2 separate regions of the Homo sapiens genome follow, and region 1 is linked to region 2. Evidence: read pairs that join two places in POLR2A ChIA-PET (ENCODE). Cell type or tissue: Panc1. All regions are shown on one strand. Links, peaks and the distances in the headings refer to the core of each region. The heading gives the core; the rest is flanking DNA. Region 1 overlaps ADGRE2 (adhesion G protein-coupled receptor E2). Region 2 overlaps BRD4 (bromodomain containing 4).

Region 1 (5,000 bases), core at 1-5,000, 540 kb after region 2:
TGACACGCTCCCGCCTAATGAGCCGCTTGTCTTGTTCCCTACAGATATGACTTTCTCCACCTGGACCCCGCCCCCTGGAGTCCACAGCCAGGTGAGTGGCCCCCACAGGGACGAGGCGGCGGGAACTCCATCCACACAGCACTGCATCCGTCTCCTTGTTCTAAACTTCCCACCCGCCGTCCAGGCTCTCTGACCCCCACATCTCCTCTCTCTGCAGACGCTTTCCCGATTCTTCGACAAAGTCCAGGACCTGGGCAGAGACTACAAGCCAGGCTTGGCCAATAACACCATCCAGGTAAGGACAGGACCCAGGGCAAGGGGGCGAGGCAGGAAGGTGGCTGCATCCCACAGAGGCCTGGGGCAGTTTGGGTCTGGGAGGGGACAGGACCCAATGCAGTGGGTGCTGGTCTGACTCCCAGCATCTTTCAGGGCTGGTGGAAGCTAATGGACACCCAAGTGCACTTAATATCTTTCCTCTTGCTTTCCCTGGACTTTGGGTTTAGGTCAGCATTGATATTGCACAGAAGTGTTGGCCTCTGAGGGGCCATAACCAGAGTCAAGGATCACCTAGGGAATCCCATCCAATGTCATTTTTTTTTTAGACGGAGTCTCACTCTGTCGCCAGTCCAGAGTTTAGTGGCCCGATCTCAGCTCACTGCAGTCTCTGCCTCCCGGGTTCAAGCGATTCTCCTCCCTCAGCCCCCTGAGTAGCTAGGATTACAGGCACACGCCACCACGCCCGGCTAATTTTTGTATTTTTAGTAGAGACGGGGTTTCACCATGTTGGCCAGGATGGTCTCGATCTCCTGACCTTGTGACCCACCCTCATCGGCCTCCCAAAGTGCTGGAATTAGAGGCGTGAGCCACCGCGCCCAGCCGCCAATGCCATCTTCATCCCCCAGATAGACAGTCTCTAGGATCTGTTCCCTGGGGCTGAGCGGTTGGAGTCTTCATGCGGGCCCTCTGGCCCATGGCTCACTAGGTCTGTGTCCACATCCCTCCAGAGCATCTTACAGGCGCTGGATGAGCTGCTGGAGGCCCCTGGGGACCTGGAGACCCTGCCCCGCTTACAGCAGCACTGTGTGGCCAGTCACCTGCTGGATGGCCTAGAGGATGTCCTCAGAGGCCTGAGCAAGAACCTTTCCAATGGGCTGTTGAACTTCAGTTATCCTGCAGGCACAGGTAGGTCCCTGGGTCTGCCCCAGACTCCAGCTCTGCATGTTTTCTGTCTCCTTCCTTTCCCAGTCCCACCAGAGCCAAGTGACCACACCTGTATATCAGTGTTACTCTCATCGACAAACTAAAATAAGAGATTAAAAAGAAATACATACCAGTCTGGACAAGATGGCAATACTCAATCTCTACAAAAAAAAAAAAATCTTTTAAATTAGACAGATGTGATGGCACAACTGTGGCCCCAGCTAGTTGGGAGGCTGAGGTGAGAGGATCGCTTGAGCCCAGGAGGTTGAGTCTGCAGTGAACTATGATTGCATCACTGTACTCCAGCCTGGTTCACAGGGCAAGACCCCATCTCAAAAAAGAGAAGACGAAGAGGAGGAGGAGGAAGAAGAAGAAGAAGAGAAGGAGGAGGAGGTGAAGAGGAGGAGGAGGATAAAGAGGAAGAAAAAGGAGGAAGAGGGCAGGAGGGGGAGGACAGAAGGAGGAGGACAGGAGGAGAGGAGGGGAGGAGGAAGAGGAGGAAAGAGGATGGGAGGAGGAGGACAAGAGGAAGAGGACGGGAGGAGGAGGACAGGATGGGGAGGAGAGGAGGAGGAGAGAAGGAGGAGGAGAGGAGGAAGAGGAGGAATGGAGAAAGAGAGGAGGAGGAGAAAAGGAGGAGGAGAGGAGGAGGAGGAGAGGAGAAGGAGGAGGAATGGAGGAGGAGAGGAGGCAGAGGAAGATAGGAGGAGGAGAAGGAGAAGAGGAGGAGAAGAGAAGGAGGAGAGGAGGAGGAGACGAGAAAGAGCGGAGGAGAGGAGGAGAGGAGGAGGAGCACAGGAGGAGGAGGAGAGGAGTAGAGGAAGAAGGAAGAATAGAAAGAAGGAAAGGAAAGGAAAAAGAAATGCATAAATAACATGCATTTTCATTGTAATATGAATTATCAGCAGTAAATAATTATGATGAAGAATTTAAAATAACAAAATAGAAATCACTTCAAAAGAGAACAATTTATTTAATTTGGAATACTATAAATTAATATCATTTGATCTCTAAGTATGATTTCTTTCTTGTTTGTTTTTGTTTGTTTTGTTTTGTTTTGTTTTGTTTTTTTGAGACAGAGTCTCACTCTGTCGCCCAGGCTGGAGAGCAGTGACGTGATCTCGGCTCACTGCAAGCTCCGCCTCCTGGGTTGACAGCATTCTCCTGTCTCAGCCTCCCGAGTAGCTGGGACTACAGGTGCCCGCCACCACGCCCAGCTAATTTTTTGTATTTTTAGTAGAGACGGGGTTGCACCGTGTTAGCCAGGATGGTCTCTCGATCTCCTGACCTTGTGCATAATCCACTTGCCTCGGCTTCCCAAAGTGCTGGGATTACAGGCGTGAGCCACCACGCCCGGCCTGCATAATAATTTTTAAAGCATGAAAATGCATATAGCATTAATTTTATTAAGATAAAATTCACATAACATCAAGTTCACCACTTTAAAGTGTCTGTTTCACGTGGGGCGTGCCTGTAATGCCAGGCGCTCACACCTGTAATCCTAGCACTTTGGGAGGCTGAAATGGGTGGATCACTTGAGGTCAGGAGTTCAAATCCAGCCTGGCCAACATAGTGAAACCCCATCTCTACTGAAAATACAAAAATTAGACAGGCGTGGTGGTGCACACCTGTAATCCTAGCTACTCAAGAGGCTGAGGCAGGAGAATCACTTGAGCTTGGGAGGCAGAGGTTGCAGTGAGCCAAGTTTGCACCACTGCACTCCAGACTACGTGAGACAGAGTGCCACTCCATCTCAAACAAAAAAATTAAAATTAAAAATAAAAATAAGAAAAAATTTTAAAAGCGTGTGTTTCGGTAGAATCTAGTATATTCAGAAAGTTATACAACCGTCACCTCTATTTCTAAAATGCTTGCATCAGCCCAAAAGTGAACACTGCACATGGTAAGCAACCACTCCTCATTCCTCCCTTCCTCCAACCCATGGCAGCCGCTAATCTGCTTTCTGTTTCCATGGATTTTCCTAATCAGGATATCTCACATAAATGGAATCATACAATATGTGACCATCTAGTCTAGCTCCTTTCACCTAGCATAATGGTTTTGAGGTTCATGCATGCCATAGCATTTATCAATATTTCATTCTTTTTCATGGCTGAATACTATTCTATTGTATGAATACATCACTTTTTTTTTTTTTATCCATCCATCCATTGATGGACATTTGGGTTGTTTCCACCTTTTGGCTGTTGACAAAAAGAGTCAAACTCTGTAAAATATTTGAAGAGATTTATTGTGAGCTAAATATGAATGTATGACTGACCATGGCCCGTGACACAGCCCTCAGGAGCCCCTGAGAACATATTCCCAAGTGAAGTGGTGTTGTTTTCTGGGGTAATACCTGAGGTTCATTGCCTCATGCCAAGAAAATTAAGGACACAGACACACACCAGGAGTGAGTTTATGAGTGGAGGTTTAATAGGCAAAAGAAAGAGAAAGGAGAACAACTCTCTCTCTTGTGAGAGAAAGGAATGCCCAAATGGGACTTCCCACCCATGCCAGAGGGCACCGGATTTTATAGACAGGCTTGAGGAGGCAGTGTCTAATTTACATAGGGCCCAAAGATTGGTTGGAACAGGTGTGACGTTTACATAAGGTGCAGGGAAGCTGGCTGCCCCACCCTAATCTTATTATGCAAATGGAGTCTTCGCCAGCTCCTTACTGTATACGTGGTTGGCAAAGAGATGGGAAGATGGAGCCGCCATTTTCAACATGCCTAGTCCCAGGTGGCCTTTTCCTATTGGCACAGCTGCCAGCATTCACCTGTGCAGGCTTCCAGCTTGCTTGCCTATGTCTGCAGCTCGATTTTACAGGCTGCTCTTTGTTAGAAAAAAAAAAAATGATATAGGGGCTGATTTTCATTAAAAGGAAAGACTTACCCAGGACTTCCTTACCCACACTCTCTGCCTAAATAATTCCTTTTTAACTTCTATATCACAAGGTAGTCGTGGTACAGCTTGTTGTGATTGTTGTTGTTGTTGTCTTCTGTTGGAGACAGAGTCTTGCTCTGTCAACCAGGCTGGAGTGCAGTGGTGCGATCCTGGCTCACTGTAGACTCCACCTCCCGGGTTCAAGCGATTCTCCTGCCTCAGCCTCCCAAGTAGCTGGGACTACAGGCGCCCGCCACCACGCCCGGCTAATTATTTTGTGTGTTTTCAGTAAAGACAGGGTTTCGCCATGTTAACCAGGATGGTCTTGATGTCCTGACCTCGTGATCCGCCTGCCTCGGCCTCCCAAAGTGCTGGGATTACAGGCGTGAGACACCACGCCTGCCCCCGCAACTTGGTTTTATACATTTTAGGGGGACATGAGACATCAATCAAATATGTTTAAGCTATACATTGGTTCAGTCCAGAAATGCAGGACAATTTGAAGTGGAGGTGTGGGGCGGGTGCTTCCAGATTATAGGTAGATTTAAGCTTTTCTGATTGGCAGTTGGTTGAAGGAGTTATTATCCATAGAAAAGAATGTCTGGAATACGATAAGGGGCTGTAAAGGCTGAAGTTGTATCATCCAGATGAACTCTTCAGGTATCAGGCTTCAGAGAGAATAGATGGTAAATGTTCCTTATTAAGCTTCAGGTCTGTGTTATGTTAAATGCTGGTCAGCTTTTCCTCAACTCCAAAAGGGAGGAGGGCATGACACATGTCAGACCCCCCACTTCCCACCATAGCCTGAACTAGTCTTTCCAGTTAAATTTAGAGTGCCCTGGCCAAAAAGGAAGTCCATTCAGATGGTTTTGAGGGGGGCGGGAGAGGACTTCGAATTTTTTTTTTTTGTTT
Region 2 (17,273 bases), core at 7,213-12,212:
GTGCTGGGATTACAGGTGTGAGCCACCGCACCTGGCCCCTTTTTTGTACTTTTAGTAGAGATGGGGTCTCACCACATTGCCCAGGCTGGCCTTGAACTCCTGAGTTCAAGCAATGTGCCTGTCTTGGCCGCTCAAACTGCAGGGATTACAAATGGGAGCTACAAGCTACTGTGCCTGGCCGATGCTTGCTTTTATTAGTAGTAGGTGTTTATTGAACACTTGCTTTGTGTGGCATTTCATTTGACCCAGCCCTGTGAGGGCATTTTCCCATGTTAGTATTGAGGAATGTCGGCTGAACCCATTTGCCTACATGCACACGCATGTGTTTCAAAACATAAAATGCAACATCCTAACCATTTTACAGTGTAAACTATATGCATATTGTCGTGCAGCAGATCACTAGAAAGTTTTCATCTTGCAAAGCTGACACTGTATCCTTCGAATAACTTCCTTTTCCTTCTTTCTCCCAGCCTGTGGCAGCCAGTCTTCTACTTTCTGTTTCTATGAGTTTGACTACCATAGTTATTCATATAAGTAGAATCAGACAGTATTTTTTGTTTGTTGAGTATTTTTCGTTTGTTTGTTTGAGATGGAGTTTCATTCTTGTTGCCCAGGCTGGAGTGCAATGGCGCGATGTTGGCTTACTGCAATGTCTGCCTCCCGGGTTCAAGTGATTCTCCTGCCTCAGCCTCTCAAGTAGCTGGGATTACAGGCACCCGCCACCATGCCTGGCTAATTTTTTTTTTTTTAATGTATTTTTAGTAGAGACAGGGTTTCATCATGTTGGCCAGGTTGGTCTTGAACTCCTGATCTCAGGTGATCCACCCACCTCTGCCTCCCAAAGTACTGGGATTACAGGCGTGAGCCACTGCACCTGGCCGATTCAGACAGTATTTAGAATTTTGTTACTGGCTTACTTCACTAAGCATAATAACCTGTTCTCCAGGTCCATCCGTGTTGTAGCATGTCAGAATTCCACTCCTTTGTTGATGGAGTTGGGTTGCTTCCACCTCTTGGCTGTTGTGAATAATACAGCAGTGAACATGAGTGTGCAAATATCCACCTGCCTACTGTTTTTTGTTTTTTTGTTTTTTTTTGAGACAGAGTTTCGCTCTGTTGCCCAGGCTGGAGTGCAGTGGCACGATCTCGACTCACCGCAACCTCCGCCTCCTGTGCTCAAGCAATTCTCGTGCCTCAGCCTCTCAAGTAGCTGGGACTACAGGCCCCTTGCCACCATGCCTGGCTAATTTTTGTATTTTTAATACAGACAGGGTTTCGCCATGTTGGCCATGCTGGTCTCAAACTCCTGGCCTCAAGGGATCCACCTGCCTCGGCCTCCCAAAGTGCTGGGATTACAGGCATGAGCCCCTGCTCCTGGCCATCTTGCTTACTTTTTGAACACATGTTAGAACTAAGAACGTGGGTGCGGAAGCCTGCTGAGGGGCTTTAAATTCCCCATATCCTGCCTCCACACGGAAACTGATTTTGGGGATGGATATTGGGCATCGGTGAAGAGTAGGCACAAAGGTACGGGAGATGGTTCAAACAGTGGTGCAGCCAGGTGTCTTTCAGGACTGCCTAAAGGACTGTTTAAGGCCAGGCACGGTGGCTCATGCCTGTAATCCTAGCACTTTGGGAGGCCGAGGCAGGTGGATCACCTGAGATCAGGAGTTTGAGACCAGCCTGGCCAGTATGGTGAAACCCCGTCTCTAATAAAAACTATAAAAATTGGCCAGGCGCGGTGGCTCACGCCTGTAATCCCAGTACTTTGGGAGGCCGAGGCGGGCGGATCACGAGGTCAGGAGATTGAGACCTCCTGGCTAACACGGTGAAGTCCTGTCTCGACTCAAAATAGAAGAAATTAGCCAGGCGTGGTGGTGGGCACCTGTAGTCCCAGCTACTGAGGAAGCTGAGGCAGGAGAATGGCGTGAACCCGGGAGGCGGAGCTTGCAGTGAGCCTAGATCGCGCCACTGCACTCCAGCCTGGGCCACAGAGTGAGACTCCTTCGGGGGGGGGGGGGGGGGGGGGGAATCCAAAAATCAGCCGGACATGGTGCCATGCTCCTATAGTTCCAGTCACCCAGGAGGCGGAGGTTGCAGTGAGCTGAGATCACGCCATTGCACTTCAGCTTGGTCAACAAAGTGAGACTCTCTTTCAAAAAAAAAAAAAAAAAAGGACTGTTTAAAAATGGATTGGATCTCACCCTTTCATCAGCTCCCAGGGGACTCATCCTATCAGTGGGCTTCTCACTCCTACCCACTTTGTACAATGATTTCCACAGCAAGTAGTTTCTGTCTTGATGTCACCTTGAAAAGGCTCACAGAATTAACATTTCTCTATGCATTGCCTCAGAATGTAACCACAAAAGCTTGGGTTTTGGAATGTTTTAAGTGCGAGGGTGCTTACCAACTCTTGAGCAGACAGAGAACAGGTGAGAGGAGCCCCCGGTGAAGCCAGATTGGCAAGCTCTGCCTCTCTCCGCACTCAGTGTTCTGTGACTTGTGCCTGGATGACTTGATTGCTTTGTCCTTCACTCCGGCACAGTGATTCTTGGGTACAGTACCTCAGTCCTTGGAAGGGCAGCATGGAGCCTCAGAATTGATTGCCACACTACCCGGTTTGCTCCTTGAGAAGGAAACATCTTTGATTCCCCTCCCCTACCCCCAATTTCAGAAAATCTGGTTGTATCCTTAGAAATGACACTATCCGTTCATCAGTTCATGGATATTTTGGTTTCTAGTTTTTGGCTCTTATGAATAATACCTCTGTGAGTGCCCACACACACTTTTTATGTAGAAATGTTTCCCTTTCTCTTGGCATATGCGTAGGGGAGGAATTTCTGGGACATTCATTATTTATGTTTTAACCTTTTGGAGGAACTGCCAGACTGTTTTACAGTGGCTGCCCCATTTTACATTGCTGGACATATGAGGGTTCCAGTTTCTCCACATCTTTGCCGACAATTGTTGTTTGTCTTTTAGATGATAGCAAAGATTCCTTTTAAACCTACCAGAGATTGACAGTTTGTTGGTTTTTTTTTTTTTTTTTTGGAGGTGGAGTCTTGCTCTGTCGCCCAGGCTGGAGTACAGTGGCACAATCTCTGCTCTGCTCACTGCAAGCTCCACCTCCTGGGTTCATGCCATTCTCCTGCCTCAGCCTCCCGAGTAGCTGGGATTACAGGCGCCCACCACCACGCCTGGCTAATTTTTTGTATTTTTAGTAGAGATGGGGTTTCGCCGTGTTAGCCAGGATGGTCTTGATCTGACCTTGTGATCTGCTCGCCTCAGCCTCCCAAAGTGCTGGGATTACAGGTGTGAGCCACCGCACCCGGCCCTAAAGTTTTTATTTTTGTTTGTTTGTTTGTTTGTTTGTTGAGATGGAGTCTTGCTCTGTCTCCCAGGCTGGAGTGCAGTGGTGCAATCTTGGCTCACTGCAACCTTCACCTGCTGGGTTGAAGCAATTCTCCTGCCTCAGGCTCCCAAGTAGCTGGGGCTACAGTCGTGTGCCACCATGCCCGGCTAATTTTTTGTATTTTTAGTAGAGACGGGGTTTCACCATGCTGGGCAGGCTGGTTTCAAACTCCTGACCTCGTGATCCTCCCGCCTCGGCCTCCCAAAGTGCTGGTATTACAAGTTTGAGCCACCGCGCCCAGCCCAGATGTTTAAAGTTTAAGGAGTTTCAGCTTATGTTTTTTGCCCCCTTTTTAAAAATTTATGTCCTCAATTTTTTTCTTACAAATTTTTATTTTTGCCACTTTCTTCATCCAGTGTCACAGCTTATACTATTACTTTTTTTTTTTTTTAGGTAGACTCTCGCTCTGTTGCCCAGGCGGGAGTGCAGTGGCGCAATCTTGGCTCACTGCAACGTCCGCTTCCTGGGTTCAAGCGATTGTTCTGCCTCAGCCTCCTGAGTAGCTGGGACTACAGGTGCACGCCACCACACCCAGCTAATTTTTGTATTTTTAGTAGAGACAGGGTTTCACCACATTGGCCAGTCTGCTCTCGAACTCCTGACATCGTAATTCACCCGCCTGGGCCTCCCAAAGTGCTGGGATTACAGGGGTGAGCCACCGCGCCCAGCCAACCTACCGTTTTAAGAGACGAGGTCTCCACTGTGTTGCCCAGGCTGGAGTACAGTGGTGAGTCACATGCATGACCCCACTGCTGATAGGTATGGGAGTTTTGACTTGCCCCCTTTCTTTTTTTTCTTCACTACGCGACCCACCCCCCCCCCCCCCCCCGGCCCCGCAACTTTTTTTTTTTTTTTTTTTTTGAGACGGAGTCTCACTCACTCTTTTGTGCAGGCTGGAGTGCAGTGGCACAGTCTTGGCTCACTGCAGCCTGTTTCCCGGGTTCAAGCAGTTCTTGTGCCACAGCCTCCTGAGTAGCTGAGATTACAGATGCCCGCCACCATGCCCAGTTAATGTTTGTATTTTAATATAGTTGGGGTTTTGCCTTGTTGGCCAGGCTGGTCTCGAACTCCCGGCCTCAAGCGATCCGCCCGCCAGGGCCTCCCAAAATGCTGGGATTACAAGTGTGAGCCACCACATCTGGCCGACCTGGGCTGGTTCACCCCTTCTTAGGCAATCTGGTAGTACCCACTCCTTGGAGGTCACCACACTGATGCCAAACGTAGTGCGGCCACCTGATTGGCACCATGCAATATAGCCCAGAACTCCTGGGCTCAGGACATCCTCTTCCCTCCTCAGCCTCTCAAGTAGTTGGGACTATAGGTGCTCACTTCCGCGCCCAGGCTTTTTTCCTTTTTGGCATTGTCTTGTCCTGGAAAGGGCATGAGATAGACTCAGTGTTGCATTTTGTGCTTAAAGATCTCTGTACCTCTGATGTGTTTTATATGGGCAATTAGAACTTGCTGAAAATGGAATATACTACCTAAGCAGGTGCACAGATGAGTACCACTGTGACTAGTGGTACTGAAGCTCAAAATGGACATTCACCCACTGGAATTTGGAGACATTGGCAGTGATCTGGAGCAGGTTGCTTAATCTTTGATCCTGTTTCCCTGTCAGTGAGATTGGGTAGCAGAAGCACTCCATCCACCTGTCAGAGTTAGCTCTGCTTGTTACTGATGAGGGTCAAGCACAGCAGAGGGAATTGCTCCTACCCACCCTGCAGCGCTCTTACTTCACTGAAGGTGCTGTAGGTGATTGACGGTGCAGTGTTTTGGTTAGCCTTTCAATTTTGAGTGATTCTGATTTGTGTCACTCAACTTGAGGAGACTTGGCCTGACCAGTTCAGTCACCTCTGCTTCCTGTGTGTGTTCCTTTCCCTACTTCATTTCCTTGCCCATCCTGAATTTTGAGTTTACCGGTTTTGTGTTTGTTGCATGTATAGGTATACCTCGTTTTATTGTGCTTTGCAGATAATTGCGGTTTTTTTATTTACAAATTGAGAATTTGTGGTGACCCTGCATTGAGCAAGTCTTTTATCAGTGCCATTTTTCCAACAGCGTGTGCTCACTTCATCTCTGTGTCACATTTTGGTAATGTGACCAACGTTTCAGACTATTATATCTGTTATGATTCGTGATCAGTGATTTTGGGTGTCATTATCATAGTTTTGGGGAACCACAAACCATGTCCATCTAAGAAGGTGAATTCAGTCTATAAATGTTTGTGTTCTGACTGCTCCAGCTACTGACTATTTCCCATCTCTTTTCCTCTCCTCAGACCTCTCTATTCCTTGAGACACAACTGTCTTAAAATTAGGCCGGTTAATAACCCTATAATAGCCTTTAAAGTGTTCAGATGAAAGGAAGGGTCTCGCGTCTCTCACACCAAGTCAGAAGCTAAAAATGGCCAGGCGTGGGGTTCATGCCTGTAATCCTAGCATTTTTTGGCAGGCGTAGGTGGGAGGATCGCTTGAGGACAAGAGTTTGAGACCAGCCTGGGCAACATAGTGAGGCCTCGTCTTCATAAAAAAAATGGAAAAAGTAGCCAGGCATGGTGGCACACGCCTGTGGTCCCAGCTACTTGGGAGGCTGAGATGGGAGGATTGCTTGAGCCTAGGAGGTTGAGGCTGCAGCGAGCTGTGATCATGCCACTGCACTCCAGCCTGGATGACAGAGCAATACCCTTTAACAACGCTAAAAGGCCAATAACATATTTTGAAAGCCAAAAGCTAGGCTGCTTAAGCCAGAGAGTTAGCCAGATTGTGAATGCAAAGGAGTTCTCGAAGGAAATTAAAAGTGTGACTCCAGTGAATGCCTGAGTGATAAGAAAGTGAAACAACCTTATTGCTGACATGGAGAAAGTTGTAGTGGTCTGGATAGATCAGGTCAGCTGCAATATTCCCTTAAGCCAAAGCCTAATCTAGCAAGGCCGTAGTAACTCTATTCAATTCTTTGGAGGCTGAAAGAGGTGAGAAAGCTGCAGAAGAAAAGTTTGAAGCCAGCAGAGGTTGGTTCATGAGGTTTAAGGAAAGAAGCCATCTCCAAAACATAAAAGTGCAAGGTGAAGCAGCAAGTGCTGATGGAAAAACTGTAGCAAGTTATCCAGATCTAGCTAAGATAATTGATAAAGGTGGCTACAGTAAACATTTTAGTGTAGACAAAATAGTTTATTGGAAGAAAATGCCATCTAGGCTTTTATAGCTGTAGAAAAATCAATACTTGGCTTCAAAGGACAGGCTGCCTCTCATTAGGGGCTACTGTAGCTGATGACTTTAAGTTGAAGCTACTGCTCATTAGCCATTCTGAATATCCAAGGACCTTAAGAATTATGGTAAATCTAAATTATGCTAAATCTACTCTGCCTGTGCTCTGTAAAGGGAAAAACAAAGTCTGGGTGACAGCACATCTGTTTACAGCATCATTTGCAGAATATTTTAAGCCCGCTGTTGAGACCTACTGCTTAGAAAAAATATTTTTCAAAATATTACAACTCATTGGTGATGCACCTTGTCACCCAAGACCTCTGATGGACATGCACAAGGAGGTGAATGTTTTCGTGCCTGCTAAAACATCCATACAGCAGCCCATGGATCAGTTTCACCTTTCAAGTCTTATTATTAAGAAATAACATTTCAGGCTGGGTGCTGTGGCTCATGCCTGTAATCCCAGCACTTGGGTAGCCAAGGCAGGTGGATCACCTGAGGTCAGGAGTTTGAGACCAGCCTGACTAACATGGAGAAACCCTGTCCCTACTAAAAATACAAAATTAGCCAGGCGTGGTGGCTCCTGCCTGGCTACTTGGGAGGCTGAGGTGGGAGAAATCCCAGCTACTCGGGAGGCTGAGGCGGGAGAATCGCTTGAACCCAGGAGGTGGAGGTTGTGGTGTGCTGAGATCGCGCCATTGCACTCCAGCCTGGGCAACAACTCCGTCTCAAAAAAAAAAAAAAAAAAAAGATGGTCTTAATTTTAATGTAGGTGAATTTATGAATCTTTGTTTTACGGTTGGTGGGAAGAACACTATCCTGAAGTGAAATATATTTTATATTTTCTTCTGGAAGTTGTAAGGTTTTGCCCTTCCAATTCATGCCCTTGATCCATCAGGAAATGATTTTTTGGGGGTATAAGGTGAGGAGTCAGGTGTGACCTTAGATGAATTACCGATTTCTTCTCGCATCAGCTTCCTTGGCTGCAAAACTGAGACCCTAATCCCTGCCCTGTGCGAGGTTCTTGTGAGGTCGGAATACAGCATACAGACACATTGAGCCCCATGTCTCAGTAAGCATTCAGTAATTGCTTGTTGGTTTAAGTCCAACCTTCTTCCCTAAGCATGTGGACACTCAGGGAAAGTTGGCGCTTAACTGGGAAAGTTGTTGCTCGTACATTGTCTGCCAGCTTACTACAAGCATCATGGCCAGGCTGGGTTTGGCTGCTCAGCACATCCCCTGGCAGGGCACTGGCGGCCTGGAAAATGTATAGCAGGCAGGTGCTCAGTCAGTCCTAGAGCTGATTTCATGTGATATCTGATGCATTTATTATAGAAATGAAAGCATAAAAATGTGTTTTAACTGTTTCCTACTCCCCCGGCACAGTGACAAGGCTGATTCCAGGCACAGCTTGGTTAGGCCAGCACTTGTAACTATGGTGGGGAGCCTCGAGGCACTGAGTGAGCTCAGCCTCCTTGGGCAGAAAAGCTTGTTTAGTTATTGCCAGCACACACTGTGTGTTCCTGTGGGCAAACAAACAGACGGCTGGAGATCCGGGGGACCTGGTAGTCGTCAGCATTTATGTCACCACCGTATGCCTTCTCTGAATGACTTGCGGAAGAATAGAGTGGGTTGGGATTATGTGGTAAGTGTAAAAAAGTTAGCGATCAGAGGGACTTTGGGTTTACCTCTGGAGAGGACATAATGAAGGTAATCCTTCACTGTGACGGATGAGTGGATATTTCTTTGTACCCTGAGCTCTTTCATCCTACCTTGGTGGTCAAATGTGAGAGCAAGTGCTTTGGGGCTCAGAGGGCATCACTCCAAGCATTCTGCATGGAGTCTGTTGTGGTGAATGTTCTTGCTGGCATCTTGATCAAGGACTTTGTCATCATTAGCCATCAAATGCTTGTTGGTCCTTCTCAACCCTGTAATGTTGATACTTAAAAAACTGGAAACATCCTGACAGAAACAGTCGAGAAGTGGTTGTGTGAGCTCTGGTTATCGCATTACAGTTAAAGTTGGCAGATAGGTTCTGTATTCAGTGCCCCATCAAAAACAGAACACAGACTATATAAGGGGAATATTGTTTGTAAGTAACTCTGTGGGCTAATTGTGCAAATAGGTGCTAGAATGCTGGGCAGCCTTTTTCCTTCTTCGTGGCTTTGTTGCATTTTATTGTATTGTTGTATTGCATTTTATTGTAATGACAGTTACTCCTTTTGATAAGATGATCTCAGTAGATAGGCTGAATTGTCCTGTTTAAGGCTACTTTTCTCCTCTGAATCTAAAGGTGTTCGCTGTCAGAGCTAGTACGGAGTTTTGAATTTGGCACTGTGTTGCCTAACCGTCTTCTCCCCCCGCCCCATCCCCGCATAGGCAAATAGTTTTACTAGTTTGACATTTAATCAAAATTTAAACATGGGGCCAAGGAAGGTCCTCCAGGAAGCATTAGTATGAAAAATATTGTAAACAGTAGCTTTGTTCTAGCCACACAATTTGGATTTCTCAAGATTAACTGTCTGTACATAAACACTCTTGAATAGCTATGTATTAACTTTCCCCTACTTTGAGCTGGAAATAGCTTCTCTTCTCCAGTTGATGTGAATGCAGGGGTAGTGTACCCTACATGGACTGTGTATTACTCCTTTAAGATTGTTGGTCTTGCTGCTTTGTTCTCTCAGTGTAAAGCACAAGTCACAGAACCATGGTTTACCTTAACTAGAGCCCTCCTTTCAGAAAAGCACTTTTTTTTTTTTTTTTTTTGCGACGGAGTCTCGCTCTGTGGCCCAGGCTGGAGTGCAGTGGCGCGATCTCGGCTCACTGCAAGCTCCGCCTCCCGGGTTCACGCCATTCTCCTGCCTCGGCCTCTCAAGTAGCTGGGACTACAGGTGACCGCCACCACGCCTGGCTAATTTTTTTTGTATTTTTTAGTAGAGACGGGGTTTCACTGTTTTAGCCAGGATGGTCTCGATCTCCTAACCTCGTGATGCGCCCGCCTCGGCCTCCCAAAGTGCTGAGATTACAGGCGTGAACCACTGCGCCCGGCCCAGAAAAGCACTTTTTAATTTTTTAATCCTTTTTTTTTTTTTTTTTTTTTTTTTTGAGTCGGAGTCTTGCTCAGTTGTCCAGGCTGGAGTGCAGTGGCACGATCTCAGCTCACTGCAACTTCCGCCTCCTGGGCTCAAGCAATTCTCCTGCCTCAGCCTCCTGAGTTGCTGGAATTACAGGCATGTGCCACGATGCCTGGCTAATTTTTGCATTTTTAGTAGAGACAGGGTTTTGCCATGTTGGCCAGGCTGGCCTTGATCTGTTGACCTCGTGAGCCACCGTGCGTGGCCGAACTGCTCTGTTTTACAGACAGGAAACACAAGGCTGAGAACATCTGTTACTCAGAGTCCCCCAGGTTAGCATGGAAGCTCGTGGTTCAGACCAGGCTGTCCTTGCCTGCTGCACTTGCAGGTCTGTCTGCCTTCCCTGCAAAGCAGCATCTCCCAGTCCTGGGGGGTCTCTGTACCAGGTCTAAAGGGGGTCAGGGTGGTGTACTGCATGTGGTTTGTTTATTCTCTTAAGTTTATATGCAATAAAATTCCCCTTTTTTTTTTTTGAGATGAAGTCCCACTCTGTCTCCCAGACTGGAGGGCAGTGGCGTAATCTTGGCTCACTGCAACCTCTGCCTGCTGGGTTCAAGCAATTCTGGAGTCTCAACCTCTCAAGTAGCTGGAATTACAGGCCTGCGCCACCATGTCCAGCTGATTTTTGTATTTTTAGTGCAGATGGAGTTTTACCATGTTGGCCAGGCTGGTCTCAAACTCCTGACCTCAAATGATACTCCTGCCTCATCCTCCTAATGTGCTGGGACCATAGGCGTGAGACTCAGCAACTTTTTTTTTTTTTTTTTTTTTTTTCTTTGAGACGGAGTCTCGCTCTGTCGCCCAGGCTGGAGTGCAGTGGCACAGTCTTCGGCTTACTGCAACCTCTGCCTCCCAGGTTCACACCATTCTCCTGCCTCAGCCTCCTGAGTAGCTGGGACTACAGGCGCCCACCACCATGCCTGGCCAATTTTTTGTATTTTTAGTAGAGATGAGGTTTCACTGTGTTAGCCAGGATGGTCTCGATCTCCTGACCTCGTGATCTGTCCACCTCGGCTTCCCAAAGTGCTGGGATTACAGGCGTGAGTCACTGCACCCAGCCTTTTTTTTTTTTGTTTTGAGACGTAGTCTTGCTCTGTCGCCCAGGCTGGAGTGCAGTGTGGTGCGATCTCGGCTCACTGCAACCTCTGCCTCTCGGGTTCAAGTGATTCTCCTGCTTCAGCCTCCTGAGTACCTGGGATTACAGGTGCGCACCACCATGCCCGACTAATTTTTGTATTTTTAGTAGAGGCGGGGTTTCACCATGTTGGTCAGGCTGGTCTTGAACTCCTGACGTCGTGATTTGCCCGCCTTGGCCTCCCAAAGTGCTGGGATTACAGGCGTGAGCCACCGTGTCCGGCTCCTCAGCAACGATTGATCTGTTTTCTGTGTCTATGATTTTGCTTTTTCTAGAATGTCATATTAAATGGAAAATGGCATCATACAATGCAGGGGAGGTAGAGGTTGAGTCAGGCTTCTTTTCGTTAACATAGTTTATTAGAGTCATCTGACTACTTAGTGGGAGTGTTTCAGTTGTTTCTTTTCATTGCTGAGTAGTGTTTCATCATATGGATAGACCCCAGCTTTTTCTGCATTTCTCAGTTGAAGGACACGTGGATGGTTTCTAGTTTTTGGTGATTCTTAATGAAGCTGCTAAAGCTATTCACATGCAGTTCTTTGTGTGAACATGTTTTTCTTTCTTTTGGTTAAAGACCTGCAAGTGAGATGGCTGGGTCATTGGAATAAATACATGTTTAGCTTTACAGGAAACTCTCAGATGTTTCTGGAGGGTTGCATCATTTTTCGCCCTCATCAGCAGTGGATGAGAGTTTTAGTCGTTGCTCATCTTCACTAGCACTTGGTATTGTCAGGGTTTTAGGGGTGGGAAGCAGTGGATTCACATAGTCTTGCAGTGGTATCAGTGTGGCTGTGATTTGTATTTCTTCATGACTAGTGACGGGGAGCATCTTCCCAGGTGCATTTTCTTTCTTTTTTTTTTTGGTATATATTTATCTTTTTATTTTGTCTTACGGGTGATTGCCCTACCCCACACATGGTTTTGTTTGATTTTTTGTTTTTGTTTTTGTTAAGATGGAGTCTCCCACTATCACCCAGGCTGGAGTGCAGTGGCACGATCTCTGCTCACTGCAACCTCTGCTTCCCAGATTAAAGTGATTCTTCCACCTCAGCCTCCCAAGTAGCTGGGATTACAGGCACCCACCGCCACACCTGGCTTTTTGTATTTTTTTTTTTAGTGGAGACAGGGTTTCACCATGTTGGCCAGGCTGGTCTTGAACTCCTGACCTCAAGTGATTGGCCTGCTAAAGTGCTGGGATTACAGGGGTGAGCCACCACACCCAGCCGACACATAGGTTTTTATTTGTTTTTATTTATTTATCGGATCAGGGTCTTGCTCTGTCGCCCAGGCAGCAGTTGCAGTGGCTGTGACGTCTCACTGCAGCCTCTGCCTCCCGGGTTCAAGCGGTCCTCCCTCCTCAGCCACCAGAGTAGCTGGAACTACAGGCACACACCACCACACTCAGCTAATTTTAAAATTTTTTAGTAGAGGTGGAGTTTCACTATGTTGTCCAGTTGGTCTCCAGCTCCTGGGCTCAAGTGATCCTCTCACCTCAGCCTCCCAAAGTGCTGGGATTGCAGGCATGAATCACTGTGCCTGGCCAGGTGCAAACTCCAAGGGATTCTCTTTGTAGATGGAGAGGCAGCTCTTCATACGCTCTCTGTAGAACAGCAGTTCTGTGGAGCAGCAATTAAGTCGTGTTTTCCTCGTGAACCTTAACAGGCCTGGGTGGGTGAAGTGCAGAAGTGGGTGGCCACTTGCCGTAAGGACACATAGCACTGGAATGTTGAGCCCCACTCTCCTGAGTGAAGCCAGCTGGTTAATGCAGACTTGCCTTAGGGAAAAGGAAACAGAACGTCATACCAAGGAATCCACTCATGCTGGGCCACTGAAGGAACCATGGAAACATGTCCCTGTAAATGTGTCCCTGTTCTGTGTGTGTCTCTACATGTGTCCATATTGAGAGTTATGCTTGAAGCTGGGGATCACAAAATCGAAAATTGTGTCGACCAGCTTCTTAGCTGGGCTTGGCCATGGCGGGGATGTCCCAGGCCTTACCTGTCTTCTTCATTCACCCCCTACCCACCACCACCACCAAGGGACTCTTGAGTTGATTACTTTGCTGTGGGCATAGCATAGCAATCTGTGTGCGGAATGTGTGGAAGTGTGTCAGGCTTTGATGGGTAAAAGACTTTGATGGGTATATGAGCACATATATCATGAGAAAGGAATTGTGTGAGTTTCTGTGAAAGTTACAGAACTCTCCAGCAACCATTAGTCTTGGGGAATTCTTTTTAAAATGGCAGGGGTCATTCTGTTCATTCTCTATGTGATGGTCACTTCTCATAGAGTGATGGGGCCTTCTCCCTTAAGACAGACACGTGGATCAGGAATAGACAGGACTGACAAGAGCCCCTCTTCTTTCCCAGATGGAAGACACTGCCTATTTCTACAAAATGGGGGATACCTAGCCACCCCGGTGGGCAGCCATGATAGCTGAGCATGTTTGCTCCCCATGTGCCCACTTACTGCAAGTGTTTGTGGTGCCACCATGACTGGGGAAGGGCTCTGTGCCGGCAGAAGAGGGTTGTTGCTACACCTGGGGTGTGACCTGTAAAGGTGACACGATGTGCCAGCAGTTACCCAAATGCCAGAATCCTAGGAAATTATCCTGGGCTGCTTGGGGATGTCTTAGTGTGAGACCTGTTTTCTTTCTTTGGGTCTTAGGCGGAGTCGGATTGATATTTGAATGATTGGGCATTCTTTCTGTTAAGCTGATTTTCTGGTTGTGGGAAGTAGATTGTTATAATTTTGGCTTAGTTCAAAGTGTTAGGGAAGCTGTATAGAATTTCTTTCATCTCTTTTTCAGGGTGGGGTGAGGAGAGAAGGGATGTGACCACAAGCTTTTTTTTTTTTTTTTTTTTTTTTTTTTTTTTTTTTTTTTGAGTTGGAGTCTCGCCCTGTTGCCCAGGCTGGAGTGCAGTGATGCAATCTCTGCTCACTGCAACCGCTGCCCCCCGGGTTCAAGTGATTCTTCTGCTTCAGCCTCCTGAATAGCTGGGACTACAGGCGCCTGCCACCGTGCCGGGCTAATTTTTGTATTTTTAATAGATACTGGGCAGGCTGGTCTTGATCTCCTGAGCTCGTGATCTGCCCGCCTCAGCCTCCCAAAGTGCTGGGATTACAGGCGTGAGCCACCGTGCCCGGCCAACCACAAGCTTTTATATTAAGAATGCAAAGAAAGCATTTTGCATTTTTCTTGAAAGCCGTTGAGTTAACTACAGTCCTGTACATACTTAGCTAAGATTCAAGGCAAAAACAGGCCAAATATTCCATCAGTGCTTACGCTAAGTGTTTTTGTTTGTGGACCTCCACCCGTGTTTGTGCCTTTTGCAGAGCCCACCTTAATAAACTGTTGCTTATAATAAAGTCCAAATTTGGCTATGAGTCATTGGGCCTGCAGAGGCAGGCACAGAGGGATCTTTTCTCAGGATTGTTGGGTGCTGCTGTAACCCTTGTGAGGCAGGCCATCATCTTGTGCCTCATAGTGGCTCTCCCAACTGCAGATTCCACTGGTTGTAATAGAATCTCCTGTAATGCTTCCTTTTCTTTCATCTTGCAGGCAGGATTGCAGAAATGCTTGAGGTTGTGGATGGGCACACATGTAGGCAGCACTCTTTCACCGTGCTGCACCTGGTCCCTTGGGTTTCCTGGGCATGGTCCTTATATGCTGCCATTACCATTTCACCTGCAATTTTCCAGCTGGTTTCTGCCTCTTACATCATCTGCTGTGACGAAGGCTGGCTTCATACAGAGGAAGTGAGGACGCCTGGTTAGAGTCCACAGCTGTATTCCATTTGCCAGCAGGTGGGGCATCTCCCACTAAACCTGATCCCTGAGCAAAGGCATGTCCAAAAGCAGATGAGATGTCAACTTGCTGTGAAAGAGGCCCATTAGCTCTGTAAATACAGAGCGTATCTTAGTTCTTTGCACTTGTCCAGTAAACACTACAAAGGAATGTGTGGAAGTGCGTCAGGCTTTGATGGGTAAAAGACTTGAAAAGCAACCGCAGTACCCCAAGGCGATTTTAAAACTCTGTGAAGCCAGGGTTTGGGGGGGTTCGGTGGCAGTGGCTCAGTGCTTCTCTGTATCGTGTGTACGTTGTTTATTCAGGAAGGTAGGGAGCAGCAGTATAGTCCATCTGATGTTTTCTTAGCAGCGGCTCTCAAGTAGATTTAGGACTGCAGAAGGAGCAGCTTGGAAGGCTCTGCAGTCTGTGCAGCCTGGTCAACGGGAGGGCACAACTGGAGACCATGCCAGGCCTGGCTGCCATGCTATGTTGTGTCTTTTGTTAAGAATGTAGCTGAGGGCTAATGTAACTGAGGGCTACTGCTGTATCACATCCTGTGACTTTGTGTGTCAAAGGGGAAGGAACTTTTAAACGTCTATCTGTTAGAAGCTATGCTGGCTGCTTTTATGTATCTTTTGTTTACTCCTCACAGATACAAGGTAGATGTTACGAAATCCACCTAGAAGATGGACCTGGGGCTGAGGTGCCTGCCCAGGGGCAGGATCTGAACAAAGATCTTCTGGCTTTGAAGTATCTGTTTGTTTCATGTGGTGGCTGTTGGTGGGGGGGGCTTCTGCCGTCAGAGCCTACTCTCCATGAGAGGTGGGCAGAAAGGGTTATATGCCTAGAGAACCAGGGAGAAACAGTTGCTCTTCAGATTAGAGAAGTCTCTGTCAACACAACTCCTTTGTTAAGGGAATTTTCAGAGGATTTAGAGTAAGTTGATTTGTCTCCCTTTATGCCCCTGGATTTTCCAACTTAAAGCTCTGCCGCTGGACGGAGTGGTGCTTCAGAATCTCAGTGTGGCTGGACGGTCAGGAGACTGCACTTTGGGATGCTGCCTCACATCCAGATCCTTTTGGCTCCCTGTCCACTTCAGCGGCCATAGTTTACTCTCCGCGCCACTGCTCTCTAAAGACACACTGGCTGGTCTGCGGACATCATGTGCTAGCCTCTGCCTCAGGCTTTGGGCCTTGTGTGGCTGACCATCGTGGCTAATCTCTGGCTTTCTTCAAACACACATTGAGGCCTGTCAACCTGCGAAGCACTCACTAGATACTATCCATGCCAATATGCACTTGGAAGAAGGGGAACAAATGCGGCCACAGCATTACAGTGTGGTAGATGCTGTGGTTGCTTGTAATTGTGCATTACTGGTATATAAAGAAGCAGTTGATGTTTGTGTATCTCGCAGCCTTGCTTCTTATCCAGGAGTCTTCGGGATTCTTTTTTTTTTTATTTTGAGATGGAGTCTCGCTCTGTCGCCGGGCTGGAGTGCAGTGGCACGATCTTGGCTCACTGCAACCTCTCTCTCCCGGGTTCAAGCGATTCTCCTGCCTCAGCCTCCTGAGTAGCTGGGACTACAGGCGTGCGCCACCACCCCCAGCTAATTTTTGTATTTTTAGTAGAGACGGGATATCACCATGTTGGCCAGGATGGTCTTGATCTCCTGGCCTTGTGATGTGCCTGGCCGGAATTCTTTACCTAAACAATCATATCTGTGAACAAAGACAGTTTTTTTTGGAGACTGAGTTTCGCCTTTGTTGCCCAGGCTGGAGTGCAGTGGCACAATCTCAGCTCACTGCAACCTCCACTTGCCGGGTTCAAGCAGTTCTCCTGCCTCAGTCTTCCGAATAGCTGGGATTACAGGCGTGTGCCACTATGCCTGGCTAATTTTTGTATTTTTAGTAGAGACAGAGTTTCACTATGTTGGCCAGGCTGGTCTTGAACTCCTGACCTCAGGTGATCCACCTGCCTCGGCCTCCCAAAGTGCTGCGATTACAGGCGTGAGCCACCGCACGCAGCCCCCACAAAGGCAGTTTTATTTCTTCCTTCCCAATCTGTGCCTCTCTCATTTCCTTTTCTTGTCTTATTACATTAGTTCGGACTTGAAGTATGATTGAAAAAGAGTAGTAAGAATATGCTTGTCTTGTTCCAGATGCAGGGGGAAAGCATCTAGTTTCTCAGCATTAAGTAGATACCCTGTGATTGTGATAAGGCAAATTCTGGCCACAGCAACAGTTGGGAAAGCCACCCAAGGCAGGCTTGAAATTAGCAAAAATGGAGGACACACGGAAAGCCTTTTGAAGGAAAGATTTTAGCCAGATGGAGTGTCTTGGAGAACAAGGTATTCCCGGCAGAGAAAGCCTAGTGTATTGATAGAAGAAATCGAGGGTCAGGAGGCCACATGAGCTAGCAACAGCAAGTGCATCCGTGAGAGAGATGCGGGAACCTGTCTCTAGTCCCTGGGCTCTTGTTAGATGCCCAGTGCCATGAGGTGCTAGGGATACAGTATGCATAGACACCAGACACACACCGTGGCACCCCCAGGCTGCAGTGGGACATGGCACAGGTTTCTCCAGCAAGCTGGTTTTCTGGG

The links. Peaks named below come from ENCODE experiments on the same cell type or tissue, not always from the same donor. Only the 100,000 strongest peaks of a DNase experiment are listed, where the experiment ranks them.
Region 1: POLR2A ChIA-PET joins it to region 2 with 6 read pairs; 2 of 35 experiments call an interaction of 5 or more read pairs at or near these places.

Annotation. Positions count from the first base shown.
Region 1 is chr19:14,760,615-14,765,614 of GRCh38, reverse strand. It overlaps ADGRE2 (adhesion G protein-coupled receptor E2), which reads left to right. Exons shown (of 21, transcript NM_013447.4): 9 at 45-91; 10 at 218-295; 11 at 1,005-1,182. Among named protein-coding and RNA genes, the nearest start is that of ADGRE2, 15 kb to the left of the region's middle. In Panc1, for the core only: no CTCF peak of the experiment used is centred there; no DNase peak of the experiment used is centred there.
Region 2 is chr19:15,295,116-15,312,388 of GRCh38, reverse strand. All of the region lies in intron 1 of BRD4 (bromodomain containing 4), which reads left to right. Among named protein-coding and RNA genes, the nearest start is that of BRD4, 29 kb to the left of the region's middle. RefSeq lists enhancers at 11,744-12,451, 12,878-13,405. In Panc1, for the core only: no CTCF peak of the experiment used is centred there; a DNase peak (open chromatin) is centred at 11,478; H3K27ac peaks cover 2,572 bases.